2 separate regions of the Homo sapiens genome follow, and region 2 is linked to region 1. A link is an interaction called in ENCODE POLR2A ChIA-PET data of the cell type or tissue named here. Cell type or tissue: K562. All regions are shown on one strand. Each heading gives the region's core, and the rest is flanking DNA. Links, peaks and the distances in the headings are about the cores only. Region 1 has its middle 20 kb from the start of LINC01634. Region 2 overlaps HIRA (histone cell cycle regulator).

Region 1 (10,406 bases), core at 2,147-7,146:
GTGTGTGTGTGTGTGTGTGTGTGTGTGTGTGTGAATTGCCAGAGCAAACTCTTATCCACCATGTTGTGCAAAAGTTATTAGGTTGATTAAGTTGTTGGCTTTTCTTTCCACGGGTTTGATAGAAAGTACGCACACACATCTTTTGTGTGGTATGACAGTGTGTGTGTACTCAGGGGAGGGTGCACGGGAGGTCAGTGGAAGCTTGTGTGTGGAGGGCAGGGGAGGATTTGGGTGTGAAAAGCCCAGAAATAGGGTGAGAGGCAATGTGTTCCATAGCCAAGGGTGAGAGTCAGGCAGAGATTTGCTTTCTTGGGCTTTGAGTCATGCCGATACTCATCGCTTAGCCTCATATATGGTAAGAATGGAGCGGGTGCTCTCTGTCTCAGTCTCTCCCTCACTCTCTCTTTTTCCCCCAGCAGCTGTGCAAAGCTTAAACCATGTGACCCTGAAAGCACAACACTGAAAGCCTCTGGCTGTGCCAAGAGGAGAGTGTAGGGAGACAAAGGCCAAGGCCAGGGCCAGGGCCAGCTGCCAGGAACTCCCATCCCCAGCAGGGATACAGAGAAATAACAGCAAGACGCCATTCGCCGACGCTCTCCTCATCAGGCCAACTCTCTAACTTGGAGATGAGGCCCTCCCGACTTTCTTTCCCGGCTCCCACCCTCCTGTCCACCCACCTCCTCAGAGTGAAACCCCAGGGCCCAGGAGCCAAATGCTGTCCTCTCTCTCTCTGGAGGGCCTGGGGGGCACCTGTACAGGCCAGATGGAGTCCTGAAGAGCTCAGGGTTTTGGAGTATAGGAGAGGGAGGAGACCCTCTGGAGGGTGGAGTCTGGAAGTTCAATAAGGTCTGTAGGATTTGAATAGCAGGATCAGCTCGGTATAACTGAGACACAGTCTTTGCACAAGGCTAAGACATCTCTTCCAGTCACATTCCAGTTTATGCAATGCACCTGCTGTTGGCTGATGGCCTCTGCTAGGAGGCCTTCAGGAGGAAGTAGAACCAATTTGGTGCCCTCATCCTTCCTCTCTCTTTCTTTACTTCTCCAGGCCCACCGCAACCTCATCAATCCTTACCTGAAGTCTTAGTTCTACCACAGGCCCGAGACCTAGATATTCTGGTTGGACTTCTTACCAGATCCACAAGGCGCTGCATATATCCTCTTAAAATAGCCATTTGTACTTCCCTGGGTCTTGCTCTGTTACCCATGCTGGAGTGTAGTGGTGCGATCACAGCTCACTGCAGCCTTGACTTCCCGGGCTTAAGCGATCCTCCCACCTCCCACCTCTGCTTCCTGAGTAGCTGGGACCATTGGCGTGCAACACCACACCCTGCTAATTCTTATAGAGACAGGGTCTCACTATATTGTCCAGACTGGTCTCAAACTCCTGGGCTCAAGTGAGCTACCTGCTTCGACCTCCCAAAGCGCTGGGATTACAGGCGTGAGCCACTGTGCCTGGCCCTGATTTTTAAAATACTCACTTCTACATACCCTTTCTCTCAAAAAATAAAATGAGATTAATTAGTAATTAAAATATACTCAAAAAAGCTAATAATATGAAAGTATTATTACGTAATTATTACATAAAGTGACACATCACACATCCTGCTGATGTGTGTGAAAAGGACAATTGTTAACTATGAAAACATTGGCAGTATTTTAATGGGTACATTTAGTACACCCAATGGGTTATTTTTTGAGGTGTCAGATTCAGGTTTTGTCTTCTCACAAGGCATCCATTTGACAAGTAGCCTCTGCCTAATGTTTTTATTGGGTAACAGTGATATCAATGTAGCCTTTGCTACTTGTCAAATGTCACTGACACCCAATGAAAACATCAGACTTTTAACATTGGCTGCCATTTTCATTCAAGACAATGAATGAAACCCACATCAAAATTATTATTATTATTATTATTATTATTTTTGAGATGGAGTTTCACTCTTGTTGCTCAGGCTGGAGTGCAATGGCACGATCTTGGCTCACCGCAACCTCCGCCTCCCAGGTTCATGTGATTCTCCTGCCTCAGCCTCCCGAGTAGCTGGGATTACAGGCATGCACCACCATGCCCAGCTATATTTTTGTATTTTTAGTAGAGACAGGGTTTCTCCATGTTGGTCAAGCTGGTCTCAAACTCCTGACCTCAGGTGATCCACCCACCCGGGCCTCCCAAAGTGCTGGGGTTACAGGCGTGAGCCACGGTGCCCAGCCTATTATTATTTTCTTGAGATAGAGTTTTGCTCTTGTTGCCCAGGCTGGCGTGCAATGTTGTGGTCTCGACTCACTGCAACCTCTGCCTCCTAGGTTCAAGCGATTCTCCTGCCTCAGCCTCCCGAGTAGCTGGGATTATAGGCACCCACCACCATGTCTGGCTAATTTTTGTATTTTTAGTAGAGATGGAGTTTCACCATGTTGGCCAGGCTGGTCTTGAACTCCTGACCTCAGGTGATCTGCCTGCCATGGCCTCCCAGAGTGCTGGAATTACAGGTGTGAGCCACTGAGCCTGGCCATCAAAATTATTTTATGCGCTTTTCTACTGTGTGAAATTTGGTTACAATCATTCAATTTTATTCTTTATTATTTTTATTGTTTTGAGACAGGGTCTCACTTTGTCTTCCAGGCTGGAGTGCGATCTCAGCTCACTACAACCTCAATCTCCTGGGCTTCAGCAATCCTCCCACCTCAGTTCCCTGAGTAGCTGAGAGTACAGCCACATGCCACCATGCCCGGCTAAATTTTTTTTTTTTTTTTTTGAGACAGAGTCTTGCTCTGTTGCCCAGGCTGGAGTACAGTGGTGCCATCTCGGCTCACTGCAAACTCCGCCTCCAGGGTTCACGCCATTCTCCTGCCTCAGCCTCCCAAGTAGCTGGGACTACAGGCACCCACCACCACGCCCAGCTAGTTTTTGTATTTTTAGTAGAGACGGGGTTTCACCGTGTTAGTCAGGATGGTCTCGATCTCCTGACCTCGTGATCCGCCCGCCTAGGCCTCCCAAAGTGCTGGGATTACAGGCGTGAGCCACCGGGCACGCCCTACTACTGACTGGGTCTTTCTGAAGATGAATACAGAACCCCACCATTGAAAACGGCGCTGACTGCAGTTTGGCTTCAAGATAGGAACTTGAACGAATTGAACTTCAGGTGTATCTAGATAGCATTTGGGAGGGCATCCAGTTGGGTCAAAACCAGATCATCATTCATAGAAGGAAAAAGAAGCAGACAGGTCAACCCAAAGGGCCACATGACTGAGTTAAAACAGAGAACTTTCTTCAGAAGTTTAGTTATTATGCAGATCTCGCCACACACAACGATGATGCTTAGAAGAACCTAGGGCCCCTCGGCGGGGAACAACATGTCTTTATTAGCCTTGACAATACTTTCCAACAAACTACATTGACTTTTTAAATAACGATTTTATTTCTTAGAGACAGGGTTTTCTTGCTACTGTTGGCTGGGCACAGTGGCTCATGCCTGTAATCTCAACACTTTGAGAAGCCAAGGATGGGAGACTGCTTGGAGCCAAGAGTTTAAGGCTAGCCTGGGCAACATGGCGAGACCCTATCTCTACAAAAAAAAAAAAAAAAAAAAAAAAAAAAAATTAGCCGGGCATGGTGGTAAGCCCTTGTAGTCCCAGCTACTCAGGAGGCTGACGTGGGAGGATCCCTTGAGAATGTGAGTTGGAGGCTGTAGATGAGCCTGATCGTGCCAGTGTACTCCAGCCTGGGTGACAGAGCCAGACCCTGTCTTAAACAAAAACAGAAAGAAAGCAGTGCTAATGGCACGTACATGATCCCAAATAGCCTCCTGGAATCTCACCCCACATCGTCCGGTGCTCCGGACGTTCTCTGTGTATGGAGTCACACCTCACGTTTTGTTAGGCAGAAGGTGCGGGTGTTATGAAACATAAGTAAGCTAATGAGAATAAACAAGAATCTTTTTCTCTAGGGCCTGAGAATATTTAAGGAACATAGCTCTAAAGTCCCCCCCTCATCTGCCAGTGCATTTAAGATTCCAGAAAGCAGAAGACCGATTCCGGACCACACAGGAAGCCCGACGCCCGACGAGAACGGGCACGGAGGCGCTGCCTGCGCGCAGCTGGTTTACATTCCCTTGCTGCCGCAGAATCACGCGGTGCCTCGAGCAACTCCTTTGACCCTCTTAGAACCCATTCCTTTTCCAAGGGGATTAGTTCCTTCCGTGCAAAGGCAGACAGAAACGCGTTCTGCCCCTGTCCATTTAGGGAGCTCGGCAAACACCACGTGCCGCTCGCTGCTGTGACGAGCGCCTTCCACCCAGTTATCTCTCCGCCCTCCGCGTTTTATCTGCCTCACAGTGCCTTTAACGGATTTCCTTTCCTGTTCCCCTCCTATTCCAAGTGCTTCAGGTGTTCAAGTAATCATAGCGATTTTAAAAGCCTCTCCTGTTTCTTGCCTGGGAAGTCAGATGGACCCACAGGAAGAATTCACCTCAAGGCTCAGGTGAAGACTGCGAGAAAGGTGGCACCTAGAGCAGAGAAGGATGGCAAATTGTGATTTTGACACGTGGCCTGAGCCACGGTTCTGATTCCTGGCGTGAAAACCCAAGGAGGCCTGAGGGGGCCTCAGCACTGGCTGTGCTTCCCTCATCTTTCCTTCTGTTTAATGAATCTACTCTGCAGAGAGCAGAGCAAAGGAGACCCATGGTCCTCGATGAGCCCATCTTTTTATTTATTTATTTATTTATTTTCCGGGACTGAGTCTCGCTCTGTTGCCCAGGCTGGAGTGCAGTGGCATGGTCTCAGCTCACTGCAACCTCCACTTCCCGGGTTCAAGCAATTCTCCTGCCTCAGCCTCCTGAGTAGCTGGGATTACAGGTGCCTGCCACCACACCCAGCTAATTTTTGTATTTTTAGTAGACACAGGGTTTCACCATGTTGTCCAGGCTGGTCTTGAACTCCTGACCTCAGGTGATCCGCCCACCTCAGCCTCCCAAAGTGCTGGGATTACAGGCTTGAGCCACTGCTCCCGGCTGAACCCATCTTTTAATTTTTTGAAATAGGGTCTCGCTGTGTCGCCTAGGCTGGAGTGCCATGGCGCAATCACAGCTCACTGCAGTCTCGATCTCCTGGGCTCAAGCAATCCTCCCACCTGTCTCCTGAATATCTGGGACTACAGGCGAGCGCAACCTTGCCTGGCTAATTTATTTTTTTTTTTGTATTTTTAGTAGAGACAGGGTTTCACCGTGTTAGCCAGGATGGTCTCAATCTCCTAACCTCATGATCCGCCCGCCTCGGCCTCCCAAAGTGCTGGGATTACAGGCGTGAGCCACCGCGCCCCGGCTTTTTTTGTTTTTTGTTTTTTTTTTAAGACAGAATCTCCCTCTGTCGCCCAGGCTGGAGTGCTGTGGTGCGATCTCGGCTCACTGCAACCTCCACCTCCCGGGTTCAAGTGATTCTCCTGCCTCAGCCTCCCAAGTAGCTGGGACTACAGGCACCCGCCACCATGCCTGGCTTTTTTTTTTTTTGTATTTCTAGTAGAGACAGGGTTTCACCATGTTGGCCAGGCTGGTCTTGAACTCCTGACCTCAAGTAATCCGCCTACCTCAGCCTCCCAAAGTGCTGGGATTACAGGCGAGAGCCACCGCGCCGTTTTTGCTTTTCTAGAGCATTATTAGAGAAGTTTTCCAAATGTTCATTGTTATCCTGAGTGGGCTGAGGGTAGCTGAGAGGGCAGTTAAGGGGTTGAGATGGGGGAGAATGGACTAGAAGAACCCTGTGCCCTAGAGAATCTAGAGAAGTGTCTGCACAATGGCAGGGAGCCATGGCTCCAGGGAAAGGCAGGCCGAGGACAGGACTTGAGTTGCCTTTTAGGGAAGCAGCCTTACCAGCAATTCCAGTTTGAAAAATTACTTTGCCAGCACAGATCAAGACTTGGCTCCTTCTGTCTGGAACAGTATGAGGACGACGTCTTTGGGGTTCTACCCTGCGTCTCCCCAGTCACTCCCTAGCCCATCATTTAAGGGAGGCAGTGGAGATTCTAGGACCCGTTTGCTGGGGTAGGTCCCAGAGGCCTCAGAGGAAGCCTGGCCTCACAGTTGGATAAGGCTGGTAAATATTAGCAACAAAACGGATTACTATGCTGTGCAAGGAACAGGAAGTCTATGCACCCGATTTTTAGGGGAGAGAGAGGTCAGGCTGGGTTTTGGTGCAAACTTTCTGGTTATCTTTCTGCCAGAATCTTCCCCAATGAGCTCTTCCCCACATGCACCGCGTGTGGCAATCCTGGGCAGAGGTAAAGCGATAAAGATGGTGGGAAACCTGCTGCTGCTTCAGGGAATCAGGCCCCCAGAGAAACAAACCGACAGGAGGCTTCTGTGCTAAAGCAGGTGAGGCTGCCCTGCTTGAGCACTGGGGTGGTCCTGGGCAGGAGTCATGGTGGAGATGGACAGGACACCCTGGGGACTGTAGGCTGCCTTGTTTCAGCAGCAGAAGGGTCTCTGTCCCTCTCTGAGGCCAAGTTTCTATGGGGACTCTTGGAACCATCTCTTCTCTGCTTACGTGGCTTCTCCCTTTTCTCTCCCAAAGTTTTAACCCCCAATCCTCTCTCTTGTTATTTGTAATTAAAAAGAAAAGATTGGCCAGGTGCAGTGGCTCACACCTGTAATCCCAGCGCTTTGGGAGGCCGAGGTGGGTGGATCACCTGAGGTCAGGAGTTCGAGACCAGCCTGGCCAACATGGCGAAACCCGTCTCTACTAAAAATACAAAAAAATTAGCTGGGTGTGGTGGCACACGCCTGTAATCCCAGCTACTCAGAGGCTGAGGGAGGAGAATTGCTTGAACCCTGGAGACGGAGGTTGCAGTGAGCTGATTGCACCACTGCATTCCAGCCTGGGTGACAAAGTGAGACGCCGGAAAAGAAAAGGAGAGGGGAGGGGAAGGGAGGGGAGGGGAGATTCCCTTAACGTTAATATTAATACCAGGCAGATGCGGCGGCTCATGCCTGTAACCCCAGCACTTTGGGAGGCCAAGGCAGGCAGACTGCTTGAGCTCAGGAGTTCGAGATCAGCTTGAACAATGCGGTGAAACCCCTCTACTAAAAAAACAGAAACAACAAAAACCAAAAAACCCCCAAAACCTGAGGTGGGAGGATCACCTGTACCTGGGGAGGTGGAGGCTGCAGTGAGCCACAATCATGCCACTGCATTCTAGGCTTGGCAAAAAAGCAAGACCCTGTCTCAAAAAAATTAAAAAAAATTAATATGAATAGCACTTACATTGTGCTGTGCAAGGAACTGTTTTAACCGCTTCACACATACTCATTTAATCTTCACATAACTCCTCTAAGGGAGTAGATGCTATGATATATTTTAAAGAAGAAGAAGCCTGGACATGGTGGCTCACACCTGTAATCTCAGCACTTTGGGAGGCCAAGACAGGCGGATCACTGGAGGTCAGGAGTTCAAGACCAGCCTAGCCAACATGGTGAAACCTCGTTTCTACTAAAAATGCAAAAAAAAAAAAAATTAGCTGGGCATGGTGGCGGGTGCCTGTAATCCCAGCTACTCGGGAGGCTGAGGCAGGACAATCGCTTGAACCCGGGAGGTGGAGGTTGCAGTGTGCTGAAATCGAACCACTGTACTCTAGCCTGGGTGAGAGAGGCTCTGTCTCAAAAAAGAAAAAAAGGGCCGGGCGCGGTGGTTCACTCCTGTAATCCCCAGCACTTTAGAAGGCAGAGGCGGGCGGATCCCGAGGTCAAGAGATCGAGACCATCCTGGTTAACACGGTGAAACCCCATCTCTACTAAAAATACAAAAAGTTAGCTGGGTGTGGTGGTGGGCGCCTGTAGTCCCAGCCATTCAGGAGGCTGAGGCAGAAGAATGACGTGAACCCGGGAAGCAGAGCTTGCAGTGAGCCGAGATCGTGCCACTGCACTCCAGCCTGAGCAACAGAGCGAGACTCCATCTCCAAAAAAAACCAAAAAACACACACACAAAAAAGGCAGCAGCAGCAGAGGCACCGGGGTTTCAGTGAGTTGCCCCAGGTCATGTTGTGTCCGGAATTGGTGGGTTCTTGGTTTCACTGACTTCAAGAGTGAAGCCACGGACCCTCGCGGTGAGTGTTACAGCTCTTAAAGTGGCGCGTCTGGAGTTTGTTCCTTCTGATGTTCGGACGTGTTCAGTTTCTTTCTCCCCGTGGGTTCGTTGTCTCGCTGGCTTCAGGAGTGATGCTGCAGATCTTCGTGGTGAGTGTTACAGCTCATAAAGGCAGTATGGACCCAAAGAGTGCGCAGCAGCATGATTTATTGCAAAGAGCAAAAGAACAAAGCTATCACACTAAGGAAGGAGGCCAGAGCGAGTTGCCTCTGCCGGCTCGGGCAGCCTGCTTTTATTCTCTTATCTGGCCCCACCCACATCCTGCTGATTGGTAGAGCTGAGTGGTCTGTTTTGACAGGGCGCTGATTGGTGCGTTTACAATCCCTGAGCTAGACACAAAGGTTCTCCACGTCCCCACCAGATTAGGTAGATAGGGAGTGTGGACACAAAGGTTCTCCAAGGCCCCACCAGAGTAGCTAGATACAGTGTCGATTGGTGCATTCACAAACCCTGAGCTAGACACAGGGTGCTGATTGGTGTGTTTACAAACCTTGAGCTAGATACAGAGTGCTGATTGGTGTATTTACAATCCCCGAGCTAGACATAAAGGTTCTCCAAGGCCCCACCAGAGTAGCTAGATACAGAGTGTCAATTAGTGCATTCACAAACCCTGAGCTAGAAACAGGGTGCTGATTGGTGTGTTTACAAACCTTGAGCTAGATACAGAGTGCCAATTGGTGTATTTACAATCCCTGAGCTAGACATAAAGGTTCTCCACGTCCCCACCAGACTCAGGAGCTCAGCTTGGCTTCACCCAGTGGATCCCGCACAGGGGCTGCAGGTGGAGCTGCCTGCCAGTCCCGCACTCCTCAGCCCTTGGGTGGTCGATGGGACTGGGCGCCATCGAGCAGGGGGCGGCGCTCGTCGGGGAGGCTTGGGCCGCACAGGAGCCCACGGAGGGGGTGGGAGGCTCAGGCATGGCGGGCTGCAGGTCCCGAGCCCTGCCCCGCGGGAAGGCAGCTAAGGCCCGGCGAGAAATCGAGCGCAGCGCTGGTGGGCCGGCACTGCTGAGGGACCCAGTACACCCTCCGCAGCCGCTGGCCCGGGGGCTAAGCCCTTCATTGCCCGGGGCCGGCAGGGCCGGCCGGCTGCTCCGAGTGCGGGGCCCGCCAAGCCCACGCCCACCCGGAACTCCAGCTGGCCCGCAAGCGGCGCGCGCAGCCCCGGTTCCCGCTCGCGCCTCTCCCTCCACACCTCCTTGCAAGCTAAGGGAGCCGGCTCCGGCCTTGGCCAGCCCAGAAAGGGGCTCCCACAGTGCAGTGGTGGGCTGAAGGGCTCCTCAAGTGCTGCCAAAATGGGAGCCCAGGCAGAGGAGGCACGGAGAGCGAGCGAGGGCTGTGAAGACTGCCAGCACGCTGTCACCTCTCAATGTGGCTGATAAGGTAGACTTGGGTGGGGTAGGGGCAGCCCAACAACCCGTTCAAAGAGCTTGAGGCACGTTCCTCTTCTGCTCTCACCGCTTTTCCTTCTCCCTGGTGCTGCAGAGCATCCCACAGTTTGTGTGCACTGCCTCCCCACACTCCCTCCTCATCTCACTCTGCCTGGCTCATGTCTCCACCATCCCCTCTTGTGGCTCCTCAGGAGGCTGCCCCTGACCTCCATCTTCCCCAGGGCAGTAGGGAATCACCCCATGTCGCCTCCCCTGGCCTCTTGCATGTCTTGACACAGAGCAGCACCCTCTCTCAAAGCGCTTCTTCTCCAGGCCTTCCAGGCCCACAGCCGACCCATAAGCTCCTCTCTCAATGGCTACAGCCTCCGCCTCCTGTACTGCCTCCTCCTCCTGTTCTCTAATTGTCCTGGGTCTTTCCACCACTTCTGTCTCCACATTGTGGTCCTAGGCTCCTCCACCCCAGGGCTTTAAGAACCACACACATGCTAATGACTCTCACCTTTGACCTTCTGCTGATCTTCCAGCTGAGCTTCAGACTCATATGCACTCCTAGGCTACGTGCTCTCTTGGTGCCCAACAGGTCTCAAACTTGACATGTCTAAAACAGAAGACTTGCCTGTAGTTCCAGCTACTCGGGAGGCTGGGGCAGGAGAGTCGCTTGAACCCAGGAGGTGGAAGTTGCAGTGAGCCGAGATCATGCCACTGTACTGCACCCTGGGTGACAGAGTGAGACTCGGTCTCAAAATAAATAAATAAATACATAAATAAATAAAACAGAAGACTTGCTTCCCTACCACTCCAAACCCATTTATTCCCTAGTCTCCTCCGTCATACTAAGTGAAACCACTCTACCCTGTTGCTCAGGACGAAAACCTCACCCTGAACT
Region 2 (5,000 bases), core at 1-5,000, 1.3 Mb after region 1:
CTCGAGGATAAAGTTAAACTTCAATTTATAAATGTGTGATGGTGGAGCATGCACCCCAAGCTTCTGGCTACACTGACAGCTTCTGTCTCACCAGATGGCCCAACCAAAAAGGGCTCTGTGAAATGAATTTGGAAACTGCAGCATCCTACACTCCCCCAGAGGAGCTGAACAAAGAAATATAGTACAGAAGTGTATGCCCTGAGGAGATCTGCAGGAAGGCTACCTGTTTGAACCATAGCCTCTGCATGGGCCAAATCTCTCTGGCCACTGACCCAATTCTTCTGTGTAGCACCTGTTAACCCACAGCATGGCATCTGCACAGCATCCTCAAGATATACTCTGGTGGAGAAAAAGCCCTTTTTAACCCAGGAGCCTGGCAGAAGCCTGTGTCTGTAATGTAGCTGATGACTGTGAGGCACCACCTACTCTCTTGAGCCTGTTGCCTCACCCAAAGGGTGGTGAGGATACCCGCAAGGGAGAAGAGGTTTGTAACATCCTTATAAACTATAAAAGGAACAGTAGAAAGGCACTGCTCCCCCAGTCTGGACTGGGGGCTGAGGCAGAGCATCCCTCCACATTATCCCTCCTGCAAAAAGAGATGACATGGGTCCAGAGCCAGCTCCTTGAAGCTCAAGGTGGGCCCAGGGCAGCTCTAAAGACTTAAGGGTTAAGATCATGACCTCACAGCTCTAGAGCAGGACATGACAAACCAGAGCCTGAGTATAGTGAAATCACCCACCTCAGCTCTCAGCCTAGGTGACAGAACCACCCCCTACCTGGAAGGATGGGCCCACCCAGTAGAGGCTGAAGAGTACTACCACCTCCTGCTGGTACTCAAGACACTCCTAAAGCCGTCCCTAGGAGTCCACCTCATGGGACCCCACTGCCTGGCAGTCAGAGCCCTGAGGAACTCCAGAAGGAGCAAAAGCTCCTTAGGGCAAGACTAAGTAAGGTAAAAACCAGTACTCATATACCTAGCCCAGGAGCTGGTGTTGTGCGGGAAGAACTGAACATATGACTATCACTTTACTTTTGCAGCCATCCTGACCAGTGGGCAAATGCGTGCTCTTCCTGCAAACCTTCCCTCATGTGTCCCTCGCTCTGTGAAGTCTTTCCTGATGCACTCACCTCTCCTGGGCTGTTTCTGCACTCTGGACAACTCCATTATCATGCAACTAATGGGAATGCCTGTCTTTCCTATGGGGCTTTAAGCTTCAAGAGGAGAGACTCCATCTCAATCCACTTTTATTTCCCTGTGCCCAGTTATTGCCTTCTATACAGTAGACACTTAATAAATGTCTAATGAACAATGGTGATCTTGAGCTCTCATTCCATTTGAAATCAGAACTCAAATAACGGAAGAGAGATTAAAATACCAGAGAAGCTACTGCAGTCTGATCTCCAAACATGTGCAAACTGTACTGCTAACTCCAGCCAGGAAAAAAGGCCCCTGAACTGCAGGGTGCATATCAACAAGCACAGCACAGTCGAGGATGGCACAAGAGTCTCCTCCATCCTCCCCAACAAGCTGCTCTGCGGGAGGCTCAGAGTAAACTCCGCACTATAAGAAGCAGTTTTATCCACGTCTGTGGGAGTGAGCTGGGTGACAGAATGATGTGGAGACATCTCTAAGGTTCACTTCAACTTTAAACCTATAAATCCGGGCCAGGCGCAGTGACTCATGCTTGTAATCCCAGCACTTTGGGAAGCTGAAGCGGGTAGATCACCTGAGGTCAGGAGTTCGAGACCAGCCTGGCCAACATGGCGAAACCGCATCTCTGTTAAAAATACAAAAATTAGCTAGGTGTGGTGGTGGGCACCTGTAATCCCAGCTACTCAGGAGGCTGAGGCAGGAGAATCGCTTGAACCCAGGAGGCGGAGGTTGCAGTGAGCTGAGATCGTGCCACTGCACTCTAGCCTGGGCAACAAGAGCGAAACTCTGTCGCCAAAACAAAGCAAAAAACAACAAAACTATAAATCCCTTTTATTTCAAAGTTGGAAATTAAACAGCGTCTCAGAAATGAAGGATTCTGTATTATCTGACTCTTAGGGCCAGAGTCCCACCCCAGAGAGCCTTGGTGAATCCGCTCAGGCCCCCGGACTCTGTGCATTCCCCAGGTGGCCTGGCCCATGGCCAGCTCCCTCTCTGTACACAGAAGTCAGGAAGAGGCTGGGGCAGCTGCGGGGGCTCAGCTCCCTGAGCTGTCCCCACTTACCTCATCAAAAGGCTTGGTGATGCTGGTCTCCAACTGCCAGTCCAGCGTCCTCCACACCTTTAGGCTGCGGTCATCAGCTTGAGAAGCTATGTATTTACCAACAGGGTCCCATGTCAACCCTTTGACCAAGCCAGAATGACCTCTCAGAGTAGCTAGAATTTCTGTGAAGAAAAAAGGAATGTGGAGAGGTGTTGTCTGAGGGAAACATGACCTGCAATCCATGGGCCATGGGATGGATATGCAAGAGAGGGGACTCAGCAGTCTGCCATGGCCAGCCCCCACACCAGACAGAAGCAGAAGGGCCTCCTCATTTGATCTCCACCAAGGCAAAAGCCAATTGAAGAAATGACAGCATCAAGGAGGCAGGCACCAAGGGGCTAGTTCTGATCCAGGTCTTATCTGTATCTAGCGGCCCTGCCTATGGCTGCCCTTCCTGGGCTGTGACACCAGCACTTCTGACGTTAGCCTCCCTGGTAGCTCCCTGATAAGGAGGAGGCCTACTAGCTCAAAGGGCCTGACTGTGGCTGAGTCTTTTATAAGTTATGGCTGAAGACAAAGGTGTGTACGACGGTACCCCATATAGATCTGTAATCCAAATGCTACTCCGGTCTCTAAAGCTTCCCTCTCCATAGCCAGACTGAGTGTTTCCACACATGCTGGTGGCTTTCAAAGAGTTAAAATGACCTGGATCCATAAGGAAAGCATACTTCAAATACAGAGCTGAAATATGAGAAGAATTTTACTAGTTATAAACTGCAGCACTGTGCCAGGTTATGCCATCTGTTGTGACTTTAAACACAATGAATAAGAAAAATCAATCTTTTGCAAAACTGGGTTTGTGTTAGCCCGTATCTGCTCAAGGGTTTCACAGAGGAGATGGTGACTGAGCTGAGCCCAGAGCCCAGTGGTGGGGGTGCACACAGCAGGTTTAGGAGCATCAGGGTCCCCAACAACAGCTGCCCATCCATTACCCTCCTGATCTGTGGCATGCCATGCTAGCACTCAGTTACCATTTTTCTTAAGCATGAATCTCTTTTTAAAGCTTAAACAAATGTAACTGACAAAGAAAAACTGACAAGACACATAAATCCTAGGCCACTGTGACACATCTGTTGCCACCAAGACTAAGGAGACAGCCCAACCCCTGCTCCAGAAACTGACAGGCAGTACTGCTTGCTGTTAACCAGTCAGAGGAGGCCCCAGACCTGGGAACTTTACAGCATTCCAGATGACGACAGTGTTATCCACGCTGCATGAGGCTAGCCAGGCATCGTGGGGAGACCATGCTACATCCATCACATCTGAAAGAAGACAGAGGGTTCTGGTGAGATCTCTTACCTGGTGATGCCCTTGTCTATTAGCTTGGCCAGTGCCCCTGGGACCTGGGACCATCATAACCACTCTGGTATTTTTTAACCAACCTGAAAAAACTCCCCCCAGAATTTTTCAATTGGTCATAAATTTAAAGCATCTAACCGACCCCAGTGCCTCACTCCTTTTACAGACGAAGCAACTGAGGGCGTGGTTCAGAGCTTGGGCACCATATGGCACCACACCCATGCATGAGAGCCTGCTACTTCGTGGGTCTGTGGCCTGGAGCATGCTCCTCAGCCCTGCTGACTTGCTTTGCCAATCATAACAGGGCCTTCCTCCGAGAGCCTTCTGAGCATGAGACACAGTGGGTAAAGCACATGGCAGAATGCCTGGCACAGTCAGAACTCCAGGGCTGCTGACAACTGAACACAAGTCATCTTGAGGCCCTCGTCTGGTTCATGGACTGGGTCTCATCTCCCAGACCCTGACAGGAGTACCCCTTCACTATGGAGCCTCCAAACAGAATTATTCACATTCACTTCTTTGTGACTCCATTTTATCATTTGTTAAGTGCAGATTAAAAAACAAAATCTAGGCCAGGTGCAGGGACTCACGTCTGTAATCTCAGCATTTTGGGAGGCTGAGGTGGGCAGATCGCTTGAGCCCAGAGGTACAATACCAGCCTAGGCAACATGGCAAAACCCTATCTCTACAAAAAATTGGCTGGGCTTGGTAGCACATGCCTGTATCCCCAGCTACACAGGAAGTTGAGGTGGGAGGATCACTTGAGCCCAGGGAGGTTAAGGCTGCAGTGACCATGATTGCACCACTGCACTCCAGGCTGGGCAACAGAGTAAGACCCTGTCTCAAAAAACAAACAAAAAAACCAATGAAACAAAAAACCCCAAAACCTATCCTCATAGGGTCACTGTAAGGATTAAATGTGATAAACTGCTGCAACACCATGCCAGGCACACACCAAGGCATCGATGAGGGTCCGCTGTGACGATGGTGCCAACCTTGCCTATCCTGCCATCAGGGGTGAAGGGCGCAGTCTTAGTTATTTCTCTAACCTCAGCGCCTGGTGCAGTGCTAGGTATACAGAAGAATGATTGGTGAGTTGAAGAAACAAACATAGCAGCAAGGTAATAGCTATCAAGTCCTTTCTTTGTACAAGAGGTTTAAGCAAAATATTCCAAATATCTATTGTATTTTTTCCAGTTAAAAAAAAACTATAGTAACAGCTTAACAGGTTTTTTTTTTTTTTTCAAATTGTCTCACATGCTGTGGTTCACATTTTGTATTCTAAATGCCTATGTGATCTTCACAGCTTCTTTCCTTTTTTGCCCTGCATTCTATGTGGTTGAGAGTATTCACTACTATTAATTGACCTAATTTAACACTGAAGATTAACTGGATTCTGGTTTTTTGGGCCCGTGTGTATTTGTCACTCTCCATACTCCAGATTAT

What was found. Peaks named below come from ENCODE experiments on the same cell type or tissue, not always from the same donor. Only the 100,000 strongest peaks of a DNase experiment are listed, where the experiment ranks them.
Region 2: POLR2A ChIA-PET joins it to region 1 with 5 read pairs; 1 of 35 experiments calls an interaction of 5 or more read pairs at or near these places.

Annotation. Positions count from the first base shown.
Region 1 is chr22:18,044,424-18,054,829 of GRCh38, forward strand. No RefSeq gene overlaps it. Among named protein-coding and RNA genes, the nearest start is that of LINC01634, 20 kb to the left of the region's middle. In K562, for the core only: no CTCF peak of the experiment used is centred there; a DNase peak (open chromatin) is centred at 4,268; H3K27me3 peaks cover 840 bases.
Region 2 is chr22:19,394,571-19,399,570 of GRCh38, forward strand. HIRA (histone cell cycle regulator) reads right to left here. Exons shown (of 25, transcript NM_003325.4): 6 at 3,422-3,517; 7 at 2,217-2,377. Among named protein-coding and RNA genes, the nearest start is that of HIRA, 35 kb to the right of the region's middle. In K562, for the core only: no CTCF peak of the experiment used is centred there; DNase peaks (open chromatin) are centred at 2,171, 2,661, 3,131 and 3,371; H3K4me3 peaks cover 251 bases.